Linked DNA regions of Homo sapiens: all the other regions are linked to region 2. Evidence: chromatin contacts called from ENCODE Hi-C or POLR2A ChIA-PET data. All regions are on one chromosome and are shown on one strand. Each heading gives the region's core, a stretch centred on a gene start or an enhancer-like site at or near the end of the contact. The rest is flanking DNA. Distances are from core to core; before and after follow the strand shown.

Region 1 (5,139 bases), core at 330-2,829, 200 kb before region 2:
AGCCTCCCGAGTAGCTGGGACTGTGTGTCACCGTGCTTGGCTAATGTTATAATTTTTAATAGATGGCTATTTATCTGAAGTTTTTTTTTGTGTGTGTGTGAAAGAGAGTTAGCCCTATAAGGAACTTCGAAATCACATGGTCCAACACCCTGATTTTTATAGTTGAGGAAACCAAAGCCCAGGGGCTGAAGTGATTTGCTCAAGACTGTATAACTGGTTGGTGGTAAGGCCGCCTGATTTCATAGCCTATTCATTTCCCACTAAACTCTCTAGGAAAGCACAGGTTTCTCCACACTGGGAAAAGCTCCTGGATTCCCCATACTGGGATTTGAGCCCTGACGTAATAGTCAGGATGTCTTAGTGGAGTTGTTGGTTGATAACACTGGTGCTCTTTTGTTTTTTTGAAACAGGGTCTCACTCTGTCACCCAGGCTGCAGCGCAGTGGCATGATCTCCGCTCACTGCAATCTCTGCTTCCTGGGCTCAAGCGATTCTCTAGCCTCAGCCTGCCAAGTAGTTGGTACTGTAGGCATGAGCCATCAATGCCGGCTAATTTTTGTTGTTGTTGTTGAGACACAGTTTTACTCTGTCACCCACGCTGCAGTGCAGTGGTGCCATCTTGGCTCACTGCAACCTCTGCCTCCTGGGCTCAAGCAATTCTTGTGCCTCAGCCTTCCAAGTAGCTGGGATTACAGGTGCACACCACCATGCCCAGCTAATTTTTTTTTGTATTATTAGTAGAGACGAGGTTTTGTTACATTGGCCAGGTTGGTCTCGAACTCCTGACCTCAAGTGAGTGGTCCACCTTGGCCTCCCAAAGTACTGGGCCATAAGCCAGTGTGCCTGGCCTCTATTTTTTGTATTTTTGTAGAGACGGGTTTTGCCATGTTGCCCAGGCTGGTCTTGAACTACTGAACTCAAAATGATCTACCTGCCTGGACCTCCCAAAGTGCTGGGATTACAGGCATGAGCCACTGTGCCCGGCCAACACTGGTGCTCTTTTATGTTTCAAATGAATAGTGGGACATTTATTTTTGAATTTTGAGGAAAATGAATCACAGAAGTAAGAATTTTGTTCAAAATAACACTTGGGGTAAAAACACACCAAGCATACCTAATTGAAGTTGTAAGTTTCACTTGGTAAAATAAGCTGCAAAAATGGAGGGGATTTACACACAGCTCTCTTCTATTTTAGTCCTCTGGGTTGTTTATAAATTTGCTCATACATAACTCTTTTGCTAAAGCATTTGCCATTACGTGTATAGTCGGTACAAGTTAAGAATTACTAGGAAACTTCAGTCTGGCTCACTTCATCATCTCCTTCATGTCTTTGCTCAGACACTGCCTTTGTAGTGAGTCTTACCCTGACCCCGTCCTGTTTAAGACTGAGCCCACCTGCCCTCCATTCATTCCTGAATCCCTTTTTCTTAACAGCCTGTCCTTTTTCTTTGCAATAGCACTGTATTAGTCAATTCTTGCACTAGTATAAATAAATACCTGAGACTGGGTAATTTATAAAGAAAGAGATTTAATTGATTCACGGTTCCACAGGCTGTACAGGAAGCATGACAGCTTCTGGGGAGGCCTCAGGAAACTTTTAGTCATGGCAGAGGGAAGCAGGCACGTCTTGCATGGCTGGAGCAGGAGGAAGAGAGAGAGTGGGAAGGTGCTATACACTTTTAGATAACCAGATCTCGTGAGAACTTGAGAACAGCACCAAAGGGATGGTGCTAAATCATTCATGAAGGATCTACCCCTAAAATCCAGTCACCTTGCACCAGGCCCCACCTCTAACACTGGGAATTAAAATTGAACTTGAGATTTGGGTGGGGACACAGATCTAAACCATATCAAGCATGTATCCCCTCTGACCTTATGGTATGGTTTGGTTGTGTACCCACCCAAATCTCATCTTGAATTGAGGTTCTCATATTCCCCACATATTGTGGGAGGGACCCAGTGGGAGGTAACTGAATCATTGGGGCAGGTTTTTCCTGTGCTGTTCTCATGATAGTGAATAAGTCTCATGAGATCTGATGGTTTTATAAAGGGCAGTTCCCCTGCACACGCTCTCTTGCCTGCCGCCATGTAAGATGTCACTTTGCTCTTCCTTCACCTTCCGCCATGATTGTGTGGTCTCCCCAGCCATGTGGAACTGTGAATCCACTAAACCTCTTTTTCTTTATAAATTACCCAGTCTCGGGTATGTCATTATTAGCAGCATGAGAACAGACTAATACACCTTATATGTACATCTCCTCCATATAATTTGTCTATTATGGTTTCTATTTATGGTGTGTCATCTTCTTCAGTAGAGCATATGAAGGCAGGGACTTTTGTCTGTTTATATATCCCCAGGATGAAAAATAAAAAGTGCCTGCCACATAGTAGATAATAAATGTGTTGAATGAATGAACTTGGCAAAAGCAGCTGCTTTTTGGGATTCCTACTGGTAAAATGACAGATTCTCAGTCCTACTGGTTGTTTTTTTAATTGACTTAATTGAGGATGGCAAAATCATCAGTTGGTATATAAAGAAAGTAAGTGCATGAGTTGTGTTGTATACAGTTTTCTGGAACCTCCTTGCTTGTTTGGCAATAAACAGGGAACTCAGATTCAGATGAAGAGTCATGAGATTATGCAGATATTATCAATGGAACTGGTTCTTTAGATCTTAAAATCGAGAGTACTAAATGATAAAAATGCATACAGAGATTCTCAGATACAGACTTGGACATGTAGCTGATTTTTAACATAAGTGGTTTAAAAGGTTTTTGTTGTCAACATTGTGGCCCAAAAAGTTGAGTTTCAGGGTATGAGGGTACTGTGGTGATGGAGGATGGATGAGGAAGGAAGTGAAGGCATCAAGATCTCCCATCTTGTGAGAGTTGAACAGTGCTTCGGGGTCATCTAGATGTGAGAGTACATTTCTACTAATCTAAACTTTTTACAAAATGCTAAAACATGAGACAAAGCGATAACATTTAATGAAGATAAAGCTTATAATGTTCTAAAGGTTTCAGATAAGCTGATGGTAGTCTTCTATTGAGTTCTAGGGCGTAAGGTAGTTTATGAATGGTTATTTTTATTATCTAAAGATATATTTGACCTTTAGAATTCAGTGACAATAAAGATGATAGATAATGTCTTAGGAAGATATTAAGAAACCTAGAAAATACTATAGAAATCAGATATGCCAACTTTTTATATGAGCCTAAGTCCAAAGCTTACACGACCTGCCCAGTATCTATCACACAGCTAGTTAACGGCAGAGTTGGGATGAATTTTTGTCACAGATTTTCACTGAAGTATCAATAGGAGACGAATGTACAAGCCTCTCTTTGGAGATAACCCAGGGAGCAATTACGAACTTGTTTTGAGGTCTGCATTTTATCTTAAAAATTTCAAAAGTCACGCAGTTATTTCATCCTATACAAAGTATTTATGTCTTTCTCTTTTTATGTGTGTAAGTATGTGCATTATTTTAGTCTTGCAAAAATGTGCTTACTTGAGGAATTGCCTTTTGGAAGTTGAGAAAATGAACAGAATGAGAGATCACTGTTGATTATTGTCTTAGAAGAAGTGTCAGCAAATCAAAGTTTTAAAGAAACTGAAATGAGGAAATGTATCTACTTGATCTGTTCTAAAATTACATTAGAGGAAATTAATGATAGCACAGTGAAAAAAACTTAGAAAATATTTTAAACCTTAAGAAAGGATTGTTATTTATGCCATTCTTCGTAAGGGTAGTAAGACATCATATTTTGTGTCTTTTTCCTAGATGTACTGGTTTTGGCAGCAGTTTTTGAAAAGAGAGATGATTTGTATATATAGTTTATATATATTTTTTTTTCCTGAGGATAAAATTATACTGGTATGGAGAAAGACAGCAAACCTCACTGTACCCTTCCCCCTTCACTAGGGATATGATAAAGGTTTTTACTTCTTAATCTTTTATGTAAATTTTGCTTTTGCAGCACATGGTTAAATGAGATATTGATCATGCAACTGAGTTGTAACTCAATTTTAGTATACTCCAAAATGTAGTTTTCACAGTTGATAAGAAAGCAGGTGTACTATTAGGAGCACTGGGCTGGCAGTCAGGAGGTTTTGACTTAATTTTATTGGTAAAATTAAGAGTATTACAGTGGTAATGGGGTATTGGGTCTTTTTTGGCTCTACAAGCTTATGGTCTGTATTTGTTCATGATATGCTTAGTGCTTCCATACATATACTTTCTAAAATTCACATTTACAAATAGTGTGTGTGTATTTCACATTTCAGTGGCTCCATGTAACAACAGTTCCCTTGAGATGGCTATCTGAGAACCTGGGCCCCTCACTTTATCCTGGTCAACGGGTTTTCCTGTGTGACTACCAGATAAGTCATTACGTAAGAACTTGCTGTGCAGTCACTGGTGGCCTATCAAGGGCCTTTTTCTACTACGTGGGGTGAACTGTATGAGCCTTTTAGCAGTTTTTGAGAAAAAAGCCTCCTGAGACCTTAGGATTTTTAAGTGGGCCTGGAATCTTTAGGAACTGGACAGTAGCTACCCCTGAGCAGTTTGCCATGTGGGGTCCTTACATCACCATTGGAAGCAGCTGCCTGAATTTTTATTGTCTTGCACTAGCAGGTTTTCCAGTGCTTTAAGGATTTAAGATTCAGTTGGGCAGCAGTGTATGCACAATTGTTTTACCATGCTAGTATCATGTACTAGTGGTCTTTTCTCACTGAAGGCATACTGTTGCGTGTGATATTTTCAGTTAAATGCGTCACACTAGCTAATTTAGTAGCTTTAGGTGGACACGCAGACATACCCTACAGAAATATTGGGTTCATACTCCATTCTGGTGGAGTCACATGTTTAGAAGTTCACATGTGGTCTCTGTTGGCGGCCCGTCATGGCAAATGGTGAGTGCCATGTGGCTGGGGAAGAGATGCTGCTGTGTTCAAGGAGCCGGCATGTGTGTTGCCACTGGAGTTTCGTACTTGAGAGATGAGTTTGCTGTTTTTTTAGAAATCAGCTCCACAATCAGAGATAGTTTTAATGCCCTTGAATTATTTTGTGATTTAGCTCGTACTATTTATCACATCTTTTGGATTTGAAGTTTTAAAAAATGGGCAGTTTGATCAAGTATGG
Region 2 (5,740 bases), core at 1,736-4,235:
CCTTACTTTGACCTAAGGGACTGTCTTTTGGAACTTGAGTGGTTATAAATCTGCACATTTCAGTGTCGAAAGTATTTCTAAACCAGGGTCTCAACCTTAGGACTCTGGCATTTGGGGTCAGATAATTTTGTTGTGAAGGGCTGTGGAATTACATGTTCAGCTGCATCCCCGGCCTCTACCCACGAGATGCCAATAGCGCCTCCTCAGTTCAGATTGCCGATATCTCCAAATGCTGCTTAGTGTCACTCTGGAGGGCAGAGTCTCCCCTGTTGAAATCCACTCTTCTAAGCAATGAATACTTTTTCTTCTATTTCCTTTATACTGAGAGATAATAATTTTTAAAAAATCAGATAGAAATCTGGCTCAGCTTTTTTGGTGGGGTGAATGTAGCAGATTTTTAAAAGCTATTATAAGGAAAGATTGTTCATCTTCCACCATTACTAAGTTATAAGAATCTATTTTCAACTTGTATGTTTCTATAATTCCACAGTACACTTTGTGTTAGGAACCCTAAAATATTCTGGGGGAATTTGTTCTTTCAGTGTTTCTATATTTTTCGCCTGCTCCCATCACCATGGAGCTAAACACTTTGAGACATGTTAAGTTAAAAACAGTAATGACAGAAGAGGAAAAAACATTTTGCTTCTGCATTCTTTTTTCCTCTCTTCTCTTCCTCCTTACCTCAGTCAGCCAAATAGGGTATTAGTTTGAATGTTTTAATTGGATGTCAAGATAGGAAAGGCATGTTTTTCAGAGCTTATTTTTTCTTAGGAAATGCTAACAGTATAATTTGAACAGACCTGTGAATTGATATTCTGAGATAAGGTAAAATATACCAGGAATGTGTAGGGAAGGAGACTTTTTCCTTGGCCTGAACCCATTTTATAGATTTCTGTGCTTCAGAGATCCCATTGTATTGTTTAGGTAGGGCTACTCTACATCATATACAATTCTTTTTTTTTCATATAGAAAACAAATATCAGAATGTATGTAACCTAGTTTTTAGTGTAGAACTGATTGATTCATTGAATAAATGCAATTCTTGTCAGCTTTCTTAAATTGAGACCTTAGCATAGTGTTTTGTATAAAGTAACTAGAGACAGACTATTTTTCAGATTGTGGTTTGTGTTTGAAATTCATGTCCTCATCCAGGTACAGACTTTGAACTTTGGCCTATCTGAATGGAATATTCCGTTCAGTCCTTTCAAATGTAGCAAGAATGAATATAAAATTAGAGAAAAAAGTTTTCTTTCTTAATATTTACGACCTGTAGCATCTTCTGTTAGTTTGTAGGAACATGGTACTGATACGTTATTTCTGTTCAGCAAAGGTAGTTTAGAGATTTTTTTCTGTTTAAGATACAGTATTTTTTTTTCTGAACAAATTAATGTCTTGATATTGAACCTTGGTTTCACTGTGCTCAAACCTTCAAATGTTAATTTAAGGAAGTTTAGATTCCTCATTTCTTTTTAAACAGTATTACTGCTTTCTTTGCACACATGAAGCCATGATATTGAATTTAAAAGCAGATGACCTTAAAATCGTGCAACTTAAACACCACAGACTTAAAAATAAAAAATATAAAGATTTTTAAAGAAGAAAGTTAAAAAAATGTATCTGCTTTTCTGATGTAGGCTGGTGAGAAAAGATGTTCTTTTTCTGTTGCTTTCAGTCTTTAGCTCCCTGTCAGTTCTGCCCCACTGTGAAACCGAAGATGTTCTCAGCATTCTTGAGTAACACTTCCCACAGGTGACCTTCTGTATAAAGAGAGCTTGTTGTTGTTGTTGTTAACTTCTATATTGATAAGAAAAAGATAACAGTTCACAAATTACAACATCCTGTGATTTGATTCTTCATAAAATTTTTTGGTGAGGTTTTGGGAATTTCATTCTTGTTCCCCTGATCTGCTACACTTGGGCTACCACACTTTTTATAATATTTATTGCTATAAACATAGTTTGGGAGCATTTAGGTTGTTTATAGCTCCTTGCTATCCTAAATAATGCTGTGATGAACCCTTTTTTTGCACAGAATTTTGTCTTTTGAATTGTTTCCTTAAAAAATACTCAGGAATAAAATAACTGGGAAAAAAAGTATGTAAGCATTTTAAAGGCTCTCGATACATATTCCTAATTTAAAAAAAAAACAACAATTTCACTCTTCCAGTAGCTAATGAGCACATTTTATAAAAATTAATACCTCTTATTTTTCTTAAAGCATACTTAAGGGCCCTACGATTTTCAGATTGTAAATAAGCATTGGCTTCAACTTTAAGTCTCCAGCTGCATTAGCCCCTAATAAGAGAGTCAGACTGTTCTTTGAACCTTTGAAGCCAGGCATTGACTTCTCCTCTGTAGCTATGAAAGTCCTGGATGACATTTTCTTCTAAGAGAAGGCTGTTTCATCTATACTGAAAATCTGTTGTTTATTGTAGTCACCTTATCAATCATTTTAGCTAGATCTTCTGGATAACTTGCTGGTGAGCTTGCACTTTCATGTTATGGAGACAGCTTCCTTCCCGAAACCTGATGAACCAATGTCTGCTGGCTTCTAACTCTTCTTCTGAGTTTCTTCACCTCTCTCAGCCTTCATAGAATTGAAGAGAGTTAGGGCCTTGCTCTGGATTAGGCTTTGGTTTAAGAGAATGTTGTGGCTGATTTGATCTTCTTTCTCTCCAGAACACTAAAACTTTCCATCTCAGCAGTAAGGCTGTTTTGCTTTCTTATCATTTATGTGTTCACTGCAGTAGTACTTTTAATTTTCTTCAAAAACTTTTCCTTTGCATTCACAACTTGGCTAACTGGTACAATCCTAGCTTTCAGCCTCTCAACTTTCAAATGTCTTCCTCACTAAGCTTAATCATTTCTAGCTTTTGATTTAAAATGAGACACCTGTGACTCTTCCTTTCACTTTCAAGTTTCGCTTGAACTTAGAGGCCATTCTAATTTCAGTGTTGTGGTCTCAGAGACTAGAGAGCCCAAAGAGAGGGAGGCAGATGGGGAATGGCTGGTGGGTGGAGCAGTCAGAACTCAAACGACATTTGTTGATTGTTTGACATTTGTTGATTGATTGCCGTCTTCTGTGAGTGCAGTTTGTGGCATTCCCCAAAAGATTAGTAGTAACATCAAAGATCACAGATTAGAAATCACCAAAACAGATGTAATAATATGACAAAGTTTGACATATTGTGGGAATTACCAAAATGTGACACAGAGACAGGAAGTGAGCACATGCTGTTGGAAAAATAGCACTGACAGACTTGCTCAATGCAGGGTTGCCTCACACCTTCAATTTGTAAAAAAAACACCTGCAAAGTGCAATAAAGTGAAGTGCCATAAAATGAGGTGTGCCTGTATTGTATTTATTGAACAGAAACATTTTTCAAATGTTTAACCAATTTTTTCTTTTGTGAATTGCCTACTGTTTCAGAAAAACTCTCAAACCGTGTCTTTCCTCTGCTTTCATACCACCATGACAATCATCAACACAGAAAACACTTCTGTGACAAAAGCTGTGGGTTTTTTTCTCCACATGCCAAACAGCGTACACTGGCTGGATGTTCTCAATTCAGTTCCAACACTATCCACCCTAAGATAGTGTCAGATTCCACAGGTTGGGGGCTCAGTCCCCAAGACTGCCCCTTACATCTTTGGACATCATTGGTAAATCCAGGCCTCCAGACTTCTGACTGACCAACTTTAAGTTGGTGTTCCCACAACCCCATGTTTGGGTTTAATTAATTTGCTGGAGCAGCTTACAGAACTCAGGGAAACATGTTTACTGATTTATTTAAAAGGATATTACAAAGGATTCAGATGAAGCGTTGTGTAGGGCAAGGTATCAGGGAAGGAGCACGGAGCTTCCGTGCCCTCCTTTGGCGTGCCACCTTCCAAGAACTTCTACATGTTCACCTCTCCAGAAGCTCTTCAAACCTGGTCCTTTGGGTTTTTATACAAGGAGGTTTTATTACATGGCCTGGTTGACAACCGTGTAGAAATGTGATTGGACAAAAAGCACATTATCTAAATCCAGCAAGGCCTGTCTATTCAGACTTTTCTTGGCCTTTCTGTGTAGCTTTCCTTCCCGTAGGATATGGAGCAGGACTCTCTGGAATGAGTGTCTTTTGATCCACAATCAGATTAGAGCCCTGCCTTGGGCAGGTGAAAGGACAGGAGGTCAGAGAGAGAGAGATTCTGTTTCCTGAGGCCTAAAGTACCCCAGCATTATAACAAGGACTGTGGGAGTTAGGAGCTAGGAACTGTGGACAAAAACCAATATAGCTATCATAACACCATACCCATTAATACTTCTTTTCCCATTTTTCTTTTGGAATCTTAGTATTTTATCTTCCTTCACAAATCTTTGCATATATTCAGTGTATTCAGTCTGCGTTGTATTTATGGTATTTTTTAAACTAGTATTTGGTTTGCCTTTTAATGTACAGATGTTTAAAAGTTTCATGTACCCAAATCTGTCAATGTTTTCTTTTGTGATTTCTTTCATTAGTTTTGCTCATGGAAAATGTTTCCCCATTAGATATCACATTTTTTCCCTGATATTTTATTAATTTCAAACTAAGTCCTTACCACCCATTAATTTCATAAGAAAAGAAATCCACTATTTGAGAATTAGGAGCACTTTGCTGCTGATCATGGTTACTACAGGTTGTATTTTTGTAGTTCTCTGCACAAAGGGGCCACTTGCACTAATTGTTAACTTTTGGCTTTGATGTGGTACTTGAGATGTGAGTGCCTGTTTAATTCTGTGTTAATCTGTGGTTCTGTTACATTTGGATCGTTGCGAAAGTACCTTATTGAATACAAATATGAAAATGAACAAAGTAAAATAAAATTAAACTAGTCATGATTGACTCCTATGTGAGTTCATACTTTAAGAGGCCCAGAAATTGTGACTCTTTTCAGATGTAACTGATATAAAAAAACCTACCTTACTTTCCTGTGATAGTTATGGATTGTAGCATTAGGCTCAAGTTGACTGCCAACATAGTTTATGGTGATAACTGCTATATTTCTAATTTGTACAAGTTCAATTTTTTAGAAATATATAAATCCATTGAAGTGAAAATGCTTCCAATTTGCTGGAAAATGAATATTGCTAACTTACATCGTAGGTAATTATTAAGTGTTGGTTTGTGATACTTAAATCAGTTGTCTCATGATTTTTACACCAAAAACTCACTTTTAGAAGTAATATTCTTGTTGGCATTCCAGGTGACATAGGTAAAAAAATATTTTATTGAATTTAAAGCCTAAGTATGTAGTGATACTCTTACATCATATGTTTGTTTATTGTCTGTCTCTCAAAGTAAATATAAACATTTTTAGGGCAGTATTTTCAGCATGTAGAATGATGCCTCAAATATTTATGGAATAATGGATATTTGTTGAGTGAATATCAGGGCACGGACTTAAAATTATAGGAAAAAGAAATACTTCTGCTTGAGTACCTAGAATTTACCAGCCATTGTATGAGATGTTTGGTGATCTCATGACTATATAGAGAGCATTGTTTTTCTAAAGATGAACCTGGGTTTACCTTTGCCATTAATTTTCTGGATAACATCAAGAGTGATAGGTTTTTAGGAGACAGTAGGAAACTACAGACAGTGGAGAGCTCCATCATGTTTCAAGGTAGATTTCTCTCCTGGGAGAAGGTTACTAAAGAGCCTTAGCTAACCACTCTCTCTGTTTTCACTTGGCTGTAACCAGAACTGTAATCA
Region 3 (5,225 bases), core at 566-3,065, 160 kb after region 2:
TTGTTAAAAGACAGAGGTCTTTTCTGAGTAACAGAGCATCGTTTGCGATGCCAAGCACGTCCTTTACGTGCCTCTCAAGCCGAGAACCTCACTTACCTGATATTTACATTGTAACTTTTTTTCAGTAATTGGCTCCTGGCAGCAATGGGTTGAGAGTGGGGGATGTCCAATAGAAACGTGTAGCTAAAATTAGACATACCTTTCAGAATAGGAAAGTACACATTCCCCTGTATCCTTGGAGATCACACCTCTAGATAAAATAAATACTATTTGTCGTTTCCTCTTGATTGGAGCCTAAAATCCCCAATGTGACAAGATCCACATAGGGAAGAAGCATTCCATCACTGTCTTTTTAGGCCTGTTGATCTCTGTGTGGTTTCTCCTTTTATCTTCGATTGTTGTCAGTCATTGATCAATGTGTGAGACCATCTAACCTTGCTGTCTTCTGGGTCTGCTATGATTATGACCGCAAGAAAAATAGTAGAGGCTGGGCGTGGTGGCTCACGCCTGTAATCCCAGCACTTTGGGAGGCCGAGGTGGGCAGATCACTTGAGGTCAGGAGTTTGAGACCAGCTTGGCCAACATGGTGAAACCCCGTCTCTACTAAAAGTACAGAAATTAGCTGGGCATGGTGGCAGGCACCTGTAATCCCAGCTACTTGGGAGGCTGAGGCAGGAGAATCGCTTGAACCCAGGAGGCAGAGGTTGCGGTGAGCCAAGATCACACAACTGCACTCCAGCCTGGGCAACAGAGTGAGATTCTGTCTCAAAAAAAAAAAAAAAAAAGAAAGAAAGAAAGAAAAAGAAAAGTAATAGAGAGGCTTAATTTAGTTTTTATTTTTCAAATGGAAATCTAGGCACATAATCTGTCAGTAAACCCCAGATAACCTTAAGGAGAGAGGACATCCTCTACTTAATTTGGATTGCTTTCACTTGACCAGCTAAGTATTTTGTTTTCTCATGGAGTCTCTATCGCTACTTATCATTGAGCTTCCCTTCATTTAAAATGTCAGGCCCCATGGAATGAAGCCTTTCACTAGTTTTGTTTCTGTTTACCACTACCACATTGCAGATCTCAAAATGATGGTGATAGGTCTGGAAACTCCATGGCTTCCAAGCAAAAGGAAATTGGGAAAGTAGTCTCAGTATTCTTGAGTACTATGTATTCCGTTCCACAATTCAGAAAGTAGATTGTTTGATTCAAATGGTATAAGAGATGTGTTTGCCAAAGTAGAACAGGAAGTGGGCATCAGATGCCATAACCATATAGACAGAATCACACAAGACAGAATGATGACACTCGCTGGCTGTTCTTGGCACATCCCCATCTCAGTAGACTGTGCATTGACTTAGAACATTTTGCATATCTGAATAGTTTCTCTCTGGTTTTTAAGTTTAGTTTGACTCCTATTTCTTTGGTTTTCAATTTGTCATTTTGAAAGGAGGATGCCTTTTTTTAAGAATGTCTTCCATCTGAAAATATTTCTCTGGTCCAATGTGATGGCAGAAGAAAGTTGGTTATAGAGATCTTGTCTCAAATGGCATCACCATGGAGTGAGATTGGAAAGAGCTGGGCCCCTGAAACCAAAGCACAGAATGTGCGGCTGTGCCATTATCTAACAAATCCCAGGGGATCAACAAAGCTCCCTGAAAAAAGCATCTGGGTTTGCATTATCTGAATGTGCTGACTGGAGCTGCCTGAAGGCCTCAAAGGATTATCTAAATTTTCTGCTTCTAACTGGAAGAATGCAGAATCATTGAAATCATCCTTTAGAAATAACTCTCCTATTGAAAGTCAAACTTACTAGAGAAGAGAAGAATGTGGCCATTCAGGGAGGGTGGCAGAGCTTCTCACCCACTCATTTGAGTCACATTCATTTCTAGACTCTGGTAAGTAGGGATGTTTTGAGACTTTGGTATGTTGATCTTGGCAGAGTGAGTTGGATAATCAGAGCTTTAGCAGCCTGCCTTTTCTGGAGGAAAGGGGACTTAGCCACCAAATGCACATTGCTATAGAAAAACTAAAATCACAGCAAATTAGAGTGTTTGTGTCCTCAGAAGACAGGAACAGCAATTAATGTAGAGATATCTTGACAGTGCTTAAAAGAGCTTGTACCTGGGACTCAGTGACAAAGTCTAAATTACAGTGATTAAGTTTCACTGCATCTTTCTGGCTGGGCTCCATTCCTACCTTCTCTGTCCTCTAGTCTCCCTCTTGATGATCATGCAGATCTTTTGTAGCTCCTCATGAGAGCTACATTAATACAGGTTGGTAATTACATAGAGTTGCTATATTTGAATGTCATTAAAAGAAGCCACACATACTGGTAACTTTCTATAACTAAAAACGTCTATTAATTGCTCTAAATTATTGCTCCCTAGAATATATGTGTATCTTTATGAAGCTTGGAAATTTAGGGAGAAAATTTATTTTATTTTATTTTTTGGTAATGGCTGTTTCACTTTCAGATCTTAAAATGAACCACTGAAAAAAAAAAGATTAGTGGTAAGCCTAGGAGAGGTGAAGATAGTAGTAATTTAAGGACATTCTTAAATTTAAGCAGCATTCATTTTCTTCTTAGCGTTCTGGCCTTGGCAGTAGGCAGTGCCAGTTTGTGTGGCAATCAAGGACCTCCTCAGTTAGTCCAAAATCCTCTAGACCTGCTGACCAATGCTGTTTCTGGTGTTGGAGCTTAATTTGAGAACACACATGAGAAAGCTAAAAACCCTACCTCATGCTTGCACATAGATATCTCTTCTGTAACTGACTGACCTGACTTGTTTTGGTGTCCACGGTTGTTAGCCAGCTATTCTCCAGGTCTCCTTCCTCTTGCTTCCCTAAGGCCCCCTCAGACACCTGTAGCCAATTACTACCCACTTATGCGATCACATATACCTTTTTACTGCCATCTAGTCAGTACAAGAGGATTTTTCACCCAATATGTTCATCCTAAGTATATTTGCATAGGCCGTGCCAACATGAGCATAATAGATTGATACTCAATACATGCCAATGAGCAAATAGGAATAACTAGCTGGGCACGGTGACATGGGCCTATAGTCCCAGCTGCTCAGGAGGCTGAGGCAGGAGGATCATTTGTACCCAGGAGTTAGAGGTCAATCTGGGCAACATAGTGAGACACTGTCTCAAAAAAATGAAAGAATGACTTTTCTTTATGTTTTTTGCCTGATGACTCAAACCAGTTCAAAAGTTACATAAATCCTCAACTCCTGGCTCTTAGAAAACCACTAACTATTTTGAAGGTTATTGTACAGATGCATCAGTATTTGCACAGAGCTGCAGTGCTTATAGGTGTAGGTATGAGAGCATACATAGAGTCTTTGTGTAGCATGAAGTCTTAGTAAACTGTCATGTCTACATAAAAGTTTGTAAACTCTACGAAGTATGACAAGGAAAAACTTTAGAACAGCTAATATACAAATATCAGTCAGGATCTAGATATATGTTGGTCAGTGTCTGACATTATCACTGGAAGAACTGGTTAAAGACCAAGAAAAATGCCTGCCCACAGTTGTCAACACAGCTCAATTTCATGAATGTGCTTTTTCTGGTTGATGGTTCATGCCACAAAAGCTGTATGTTTCTTGAGAGCTGAGGAAAAGAAAGGCTTCTTATGTGTGGTTTACATTGAACATTAGGACTGCCTCAGGCTACTCTGGCACACTGGGCTGTCTGTGTGCCTCTGTGTATGCCCTGTTCCCTGCACCCTCATTGGCATCCTATGGATGTGAGAAATATGCCTTCCATCTTTGTTTAGAAGTTACTCCGTTGTCTTTACCTGTAACATTTCCTTCTCTAAATCTTTTCTGCCTGGAAATGTTTTTTTTTTTAGTTACTAACAATTAATTGCCTCTCTTTTATATTTTTTCCTTAAGATGAGAATGTTATTTTTCTAAATATTATGGACTAACTCAGAATATGAAAATTCACCCTCTAAAATAACAAAACCAGAACTTCTCTTAAGAGATGTGGTTGACTCTATTTGCCTTAGCCTAGGTTGTGGGTATGGATCATTTTAATTGGCAATTTTTGCTTTGCATCACCGCATACAATAAACATTCACGATTATGTTCTATGTTGCTGTTACATGGCAGAACTCCAGGTGATTTGGCCTAAGCGATCTTGCCACACCTCTTCCAGCTTTTGGGGGTGGTTATTTTATCCAGAACCAGTTACTTTTAGTAACCTCAAAGACTGAAAAATAGAACCACTGAGGAAGAAATTTCAAGTGAACCTTGAGAAAATGAGCCCTCTGTCAAGCCACAGATGCTTGATGCAGATCTCACCAACAAAACATTTTTTTGCTTTGTTCTATGAAGCAACTAATCCATTCATTCAGTTGATGTAGCAAGCCCAAATTCTTCAAGTGTCATTAAATCATAAGGCCAAAAGGAATTCAGAAAGGGCAGAGAGCCCATTCTTCGTCATATGTAAAGCATTCTACCAGGATGAGAATTCATACAATTGTTTTATTGGGGCAGTGGGGAGGGAAATAATCTCAAGAGATTTCACAGCTTTTCTCTCTTTTTTTTTTTAAAGACAGGGTCCCTCATTCTGTCACTCAGGCTAGAGTTCAGTGGTGGCCCTGCAGCTCACTATAGCCTCAACCTTCTGGGCTCAAGTGATCCTCCCACCTTAGCCTCCTGAGTATCTGGGACTATAGGCATGCACCACTATGCTAAGCTAATTTTTAATATTTTTATAGAGACAGGGTCTCATCATGTTGCCCAGGCTGGTCTCATACTCCTGTGCTCAGGCAGTCCTCTCACCTTGGCCTCCCATAGTGCAGGAATTACCGGCATGAGCCACTGAGCCTGGCCCACACAACTTTTCTAAATAATTTCAGTATATAATAAGTCCTCTCCCTTTTCAATATTTAATTCCATTCCTCTAGCTACAGCTCAAATACACAATTAAGAGAGAATAAATGTCTTTTTATGAGCTGAGTGTTTTCTAAACATGAAGATTTTTGACATCTAAGATTCTGAGAACATGTGTTGGCCCTGCTTGCCTTAACCTAGTTATTGGATATAGATTATTGACTATAACGTGGTCATTTGCAAAAAAAGAAAGAAGGAAAATTTGGTATAGCTCTCTACCCCCAGGCAAGTTGGGAGAGGAACATAAGGAAAATAGATTTGGAGCCTGAGACCCTGGTTCAAGTCTCAGTTCTACCATTGGTCAGCTATGTGGCCTGTGGCCAG
Region 4 (5,349 bases), core at 2,278-4,777, 140 kb after region 2:
AAAAAATAAATCTGCATAATATTTTTCCTTTAATATCAAGGTCAGGATTTTTATGACATAAAAATGTTGGTGTTTTGAGTTTTAATAAAAATTCTTTAGTTGGATGATGTTCTTTATACATAGTTAAGAGAAACTGACACAGTAAGAATTGATAATCCATTTGGCATCTAAATAGAATAAAGTCTAATTTCTATTTGGTTTAAATATATGAGTTTTATGCTCTCCAGGTGGCTTTCTGATTACAGAATTTTACAGTATTTGTGAGAGTAGTAGTTATTAACAATTAACATTCGTTCAACAGAAATAGGTAATATGATACGGTCACTATTTTGGCCTCAAATTTACCTAGAGCTTAAGGGTAGGATTGAAATAAAAATTGCTGGCTGTGGCACGCTGAACTTGATACATTACTGTGTTTAAACATAATGCGGGATCAGCAATAAAACCCTGATCTGTGTTAATATGCTTATAAAAGTTGAGCTATTTGAGGGGCTTTGGATAAACAACAGACATCTTAGCATGTAAAATGATTTTCTTTTCTCCTTTTTTTAGGCTGGTATTACCAGCCTTTATGTAAATATTTGATGTTAGAGCTCACTGAACACTTGGTACTTCTGAGTTTTACCTGGATGTCATTGTTACTCCCCTTGAGACCCCTGCACTTAACTCTTAAGAAGCTGGATGGGGGGCCTTTTTTGTTCACGCAGTTATGGCAGCTGCGTCTGCAGCCTCCCTCCCTCCTTCCTTACAGACACCAGCACCATATAGGGTGTGAATATGGTGGAAACAAACTTAAAAGAGTTCTCCTCTCAGAGAGCATAATAGTCACGTGACCATTCAGTCTTGATTTTTAAGGAAATACTTTTTAAGTTTGTTATATCATACAGGATCTAAGCTAATCTTCCACTGTGTCATTTTCTGCTTTCAAACAAAACAAGCACCATTTAATGTTTACTCTTCTTTTGTTTAGAATATTAGCTGTGGTTAGAAGCCTCAGACTTGTGCTTTCCAAATACTGGCCCCCTCCATCACAGCTTCGTGCCTTGCCATGAGGATCCTGAAATCATGGGACTTTTGAACTTCACTGGGAATGCTCCAGCTAGGTCCCCATTGCCCATTGACTTCCATATTTCTTTTCATTTCTTTAATTATTTTTTTTTTGTGACAGGGTCTCACTCTGTCGCAGTGGCATTGATCTTAGCTCACTGTAAACTCAAACTCCTGGGTTCAAGCCATCCTCCCACCTCAATCTGCTGAGTAACTAGTACTGCAGGTGCACGCCACACCACACCCAGCTTATGTTTTGAAATGATTTTTTTTATAGAGACAGTGTCTCACTCTGTTGCCCAGACTAGTTGTAAACTCTTAGCCTCAAGTGATCCTCCCTCCTCAGCCTCCCAAAGTGCTGGGATCACAGGTGAGAGCCACTGCACCCAGCTAACTTCTACATTTCTAAAGCTTCTGGATGGTGTTAGGTCCTTAGCTTATTTGATACCATTCACTACTCCCTCCTTCTTCAAATTACATTTCCTTGTCTTCCAAAAGGTATTCCTGATTTTTTTTGTATCGTCAGCTCTTTGCGCCTATCTCATCACCCTGAAATTTGTGTTCCCCACTTCTTCCTCATTTTTATTTGAATCCCACACTGTGCAATTCTTCTAGAAGGTTCATCCACTTGAGCAACCTCAACTGTCATCTGTATGTGGGCAGTTCCTTAGCTGATCTGTTTTGCCTTGGTCTCTTTTTCACTTTTCATATTCCTGACTACCTACTGAACATATGCACTTGAAAGGCATGAAAGTGTCTCACATTCACAAGTTCAAGCTGACTTGACCTTCACACCTGCCCCTCCTTCTGCCTCTTCCGTCTCGTGTGTTACCCACCTTGGTGGATGGCTTTGCCATCTACCTGAGTATCCAGAGCAGAAGTAGGATTCGTTATCAACTTCCCCTCAGCACTATCATCCCATCTCCACACATGTTCCTGCCATTGCCTGAGAAGTTCTCATTTCGCACTAAGTTTCTTTTGCTTACCTAAACTGTTGCCAACAGCCTCTAGGTATGATTACCAGCCTCCCACTGGAAGGATGACCTAATAAAAATGGATATACTCCTCAGGCTGTGCCTTTTCATTATAGCCCTTCCATAGTTCCACACAGCCTTCAGGATCAAGTCCAACTCACCAGCAAGTTTGCCTGTGTTGGCTGGGTGCTGTGGTTTATGCCTATAATCCCACCACTTTGGGAGGCCAAGGCTGGTGCATGGCTTGAGTCTAGGAGTTCAAGACCAGCCTGGGCAACATAGTGAGACCCCGTATCTACAAAAAATAAAAAAAAATTAGCCAGGTGTGGTGGCACATGCCTGTAGTCTCAGCTACTTGGGAGGCTGAGTGGGAGGATCACCTGAGCCTGGGCATTTGAGGCTGCAGTGAGCCGTGATCACGCCACTGCACTTCAGCCGGGGTAACAGAGTGAGACCCTGTCCCTCCCAAAAAGTTTGTCTATGTGGACTTGCCTTTCCCTTTTCCCCTATCATCGTCACCACCCCCATCCCTAGGCATGGGAGTGGCTCTCTCCTCTGCAAGCACTATGTTCCCCTTGATGCCTTTTTAGGAGCTCCTCTACTTGGTGCACCTTCCACTCCTTCTTTTGACTGCTGAAGTCTTGCCATGCCTGCTCCTCTGACAAGTCGCCTTTAATTTCCCCAAAACACTCTCCTCCCATTTCTACCTTAATTGCCTCACTAGGAATGTTCTTACCACCACATGGCTTCTTCACTCACAAAATTTATGAAACTTCGCTTTAATGTTATTTGTCCATTTCTTTAAACTTAGCCTGTCTTATTCATCTTTGTATTCCAAATACCAGCCACAGACTCTGGCATTTAATAGGCTCCCAATGCTTTTTTTAAGAAGAGTTTCCTCAACTTAGTGTGTCTACACTTCACATGGTAGTCCAGCTTTCCACACGAAGAGTTTCCTCTACTTTCCATTTGTGGTAATGACCCTTTAATAACAAAAGGGCTTATTTAAGTAACTGGGGACAGAATTTAATCTATCTTGGAGAAAATAAACCAATTTCCTTTTATAAAAATTAGATGATAGGTAAAGGCAAAGCACTTGATAGTCTGATAAAGCTATAGCATTAAACATAGATATAAGTAGAATTATTTGGTTTTTGTTGACTAAGTTTAGAATACTTCATTTTAAAAGTATATTGCTGGTAGAGCTTTTCTAAAATTGACTCAAAGTGAAATGCAAGATCTTGATTGACTCCTTCAAAAGGTTTTAGTTGGAACTGAATTCTGGTGGTGTATTTGTCAGCCAAGACAAGGGAGAAAAGCAGAGGGCCGCATTTGACTTAAAGTGACCGGACTCTGAAGGCTCCTGTTTTCCACTCCTTGCAGGAAACAGCGTACTCTGGCATCCATGTCAGGATTAGAGTTGATGTGATTTGCAAGTTCACATTTTTAGATGATACTGCAACAGTGGTTCCTATTCAGGCATTCAGGAAATGGGCACAATGGCTTCAGCTTGGCACACCTCCCAGTTCCCCATCGTTTACAAACTCCAGAGTGGCCCAGGAATGGGAGGAGAATGCTCCAGTACTGTGTCCAGCTCCAGCTCTTCAGTTACTTACTCATCATTCCTTGGGCCTCGAAAGTAGCTATTCTGCACTCACCCTAGGGAAATGTTTCCATAACGGCTTCCTCTCTGCAGGGCCACCTGTGTATTAGTGTGACCTGCCTGGAAATTCCTAGAAGCACCAGGAGGGTAGGCTGTGCTGTCCAGGGGCCATGATTTGCATCCTGCCTACGCTACTGGGAGTGTGTGGCAGTGGGCAAGGTCCTGTCCTTCTGCACTTTAACATCCCCATGACTCAAGTAGGTCACAGCCCCACCTCTTAGAGTCTGTGAAGATTAATTAGGGTAATACAGGTTCAGCATCCCTTACCCAAAATGCTTGAACCAGAAATGTTTCAAATTTCAATTTTTTTTTAATTTTGCGCATATTTGCATTGATCCTATTGGTTGAGCATCCCAAATTTGAAATCCAGAATGCTCCAATGAGCATTTCATTTGAATGTTATATTGGCGCTCAAAAAGTTTTGGATTTTGGGGCCAACTGCTGTGGCTCACACTGGTAATCCCTGCCCTTGGGGAGGTCGAGGCAAGTGGATCACCTGAGGTCAGGAGACCAGCTTGGCCAACATGGCGAAAGCCTGTCTACTAAAAACACAATAATTAGCTGGGTGTGGTGGCGGGTGCCTGTAATCCCAGCTACACGGGAGGGTGAGGCAGAAGAATCACTTGAACCTGGGAGGAGGAGATCGCAGTGAGCCGAGATCACACCACTGCACTCCAGCCTGGGAGACAGAGCAAGACTCCGTCTCAAAAAAAAAAGAACAGGATTCCCATGATCTAGTCTGAACAGCTGGTATGAATTATGTGGTTAGAAAGCCAGCAGTAACTCTGTTCACAAAGTACACAACAGGAAGTGATGAAAAGACAGGCACGAGTTGCTTGAAGTTGAACACAACTTGTTCAAACTACTCCGGTTATAGCACCCAAATTACATCACCTTGAATTGTTGTAGAGATTTTTCTTTTTTCTTTTCTTTTTTTTTTTTTTTACATAATTTTGGAAGAATCCTAGTTGATATACATGGCTGAAGACAGAAGACTTTAACTTGGTCCTGTTCCCTGGTTGGATAGCAATTGCTAAGTTGTGGTAAAATGCTGTGCTTAATTATGGACTCAAGCATTTAATTTGTCCATCACTGCTGCTGTTTGAAGTGCTCTCACTTGTTTATACCACCAGCTCACTGTTTGCACTTGGGTTACTGAGGGCCTTATGTCCTTGTACATATCTCATGTTGGAATAAAAAGTAAGAAATAGAATAGAGATTTAATTAATCTTACCTAATCAGTTAGGAAAATATTTTACCATCAACTTGTCACTTAGAATTCCATAGCCATAAGTTGATAAGTTGTAATCAGTCATAATCTGGAGTGATCAGTTTAATAAGAATCTATTAATGTTGGCACTATATATGTCGTCCTGTGAGTTGATTCATGGAATAGGTGTGGTGGAGGACAGGGGTGGTTGTGTTAGAAATCCGTGTGTGTGTGCGTGTGTGTATGTGTGTGTGTCAGCTCTCTTTTTTAGCCTGGTGTGCGACTGCTTCTGGAAGAATGAAGGACGTATCTTGGACCATCTCTTCCTAAATGTCCAACCCCTTCAACTCTCTGTTTTCACTGCAGTGAAGTGCATTGCATATAAATGAAAAGCTGGTGTTTAGTGTTAAGTGTAGTCAAAAGACTGTGGAAGTAATGTCTCTGGATGGTGATGA

Evidence for each region. Hi-C counts contacts between places; a loop is a spot of excess contacts on that map. ChIA-PET counts read pairs that join two places held with the same protein, here RNA polymerase II (POLR2A). Pooled maps may share reads with other maps.
Region 1: a pooled map shows a loop between it and region 2 (5-fold over the local background). The contact joins two enhancer-like sites. A Hi-C loop is called at or near these places in 4 of 37 single-sample maps with no recorded cell type and 6 of 50 pooled maps. POLR2A ChIA-PET finds 5 or more read pairs at or near these places in 4 of 52 experiments (GM12878, activated B cell, activated CD4-positive, alpha-beta T cell and 1 more).
Region 3: a pooled map shows a loop between it and region 2 (5-fold over the local background). The contact joins two enhancer-like sites. A Hi-C loop is called at or near these places in 8 of 50 pooled maps. POLR2A ChIA-PET finds 5 or more read pairs at or near these places in 2 of 52 experiments (OCI-LY7 and activated naive CD8-positive, alpha-beta T cell).
Region 4: a pooled map shows a loop between it and region 2 (7-fold over the local background). The contact joins two enhancer-like sites. A Hi-C loop is called at or near these places in 1 of 168 maps with a recorded cell type or tissue (natural killer cell) and 5 of 50 pooled maps. POLR2A ChIA-PET finds 5 or more read pairs at or near these places in 2 of 52 experiments (OCI-LY7 and activated naive CD8-positive, alpha-beta T cell).

The regions. Positions count from the first base shown.
Region 1 is chr14:71,357,177-71,362,315 of GRCh38, forward strand. The region is part of intron 2 of SIPA1L1 (signal induced proliferation associated 1 like 1); the gene reads left to right. Among named protein-coding and RNA genes, the nearest start is that of SIPA1L1-AS1, 38 kb to the left of the region's middle. Within about 2 kb of position 1,580, at least 3 of the 41 ENCODE cell types and tissues checked have a DNase peak (open chromatin) inside an H3K27ac peak, as active enhancers do; they include GM12878, where a contact is called at or near this core.
Region 2 is chr14:71,552,811-71,558,550 of GRCh38, forward strand. The region is part of intron 4 of SIPA1L1 (signal induced proliferation associated 1 like 1); the gene reads left to right. Among named protein-coding and RNA genes, the nearest start is that of SNORD56B, 160 kb to the left of the region's middle. RefSeq lists enhancers at 2,363-2,422, 2,583-2,642, 2,753-2,812 and a silencer at 3,233-3,332. Within about 2 kb of position 2,986, at least 9 of the 41 ENCODE cell types and tissues checked have a DNase peak (open chromatin) inside an H3K27ac peak, as active enhancers do; they include GM12878, where a contact is called at or near this core.
Region 3 is chr14:71,710,041-71,715,265 of GRCh38, forward strand. The region is part of intron 17 of SIPA1L1 (signal induced proliferation associated 1 like 1); the gene reads left to right. Among named protein-coding and RNA genes, the nearest start is that of RGS6, 220 kb to the right of the region's middle. Within about 2 kb of position 1,816, at least 2 of the 41 ENCODE cell types and tissues checked have a DNase peak (open chromatin) inside an H3K27ac peak, as active enhancers do.
Region 4 is chr14:71,689,109-71,694,457 of GRCh38, forward strand. The region is part of intron 13 of SIPA1L1 (signal induced proliferation associated 1 like 1); the gene reads left to right. Among named protein-coding and RNA genes, the nearest start is that of RGS6, 240 kb to the right of the region's middle. Within about 2 kb of position 3,528, at least 3 of the 41 ENCODE cell types and tissues checked have a DNase peak (open chromatin) inside an H3K27ac peak, as active enhancers do.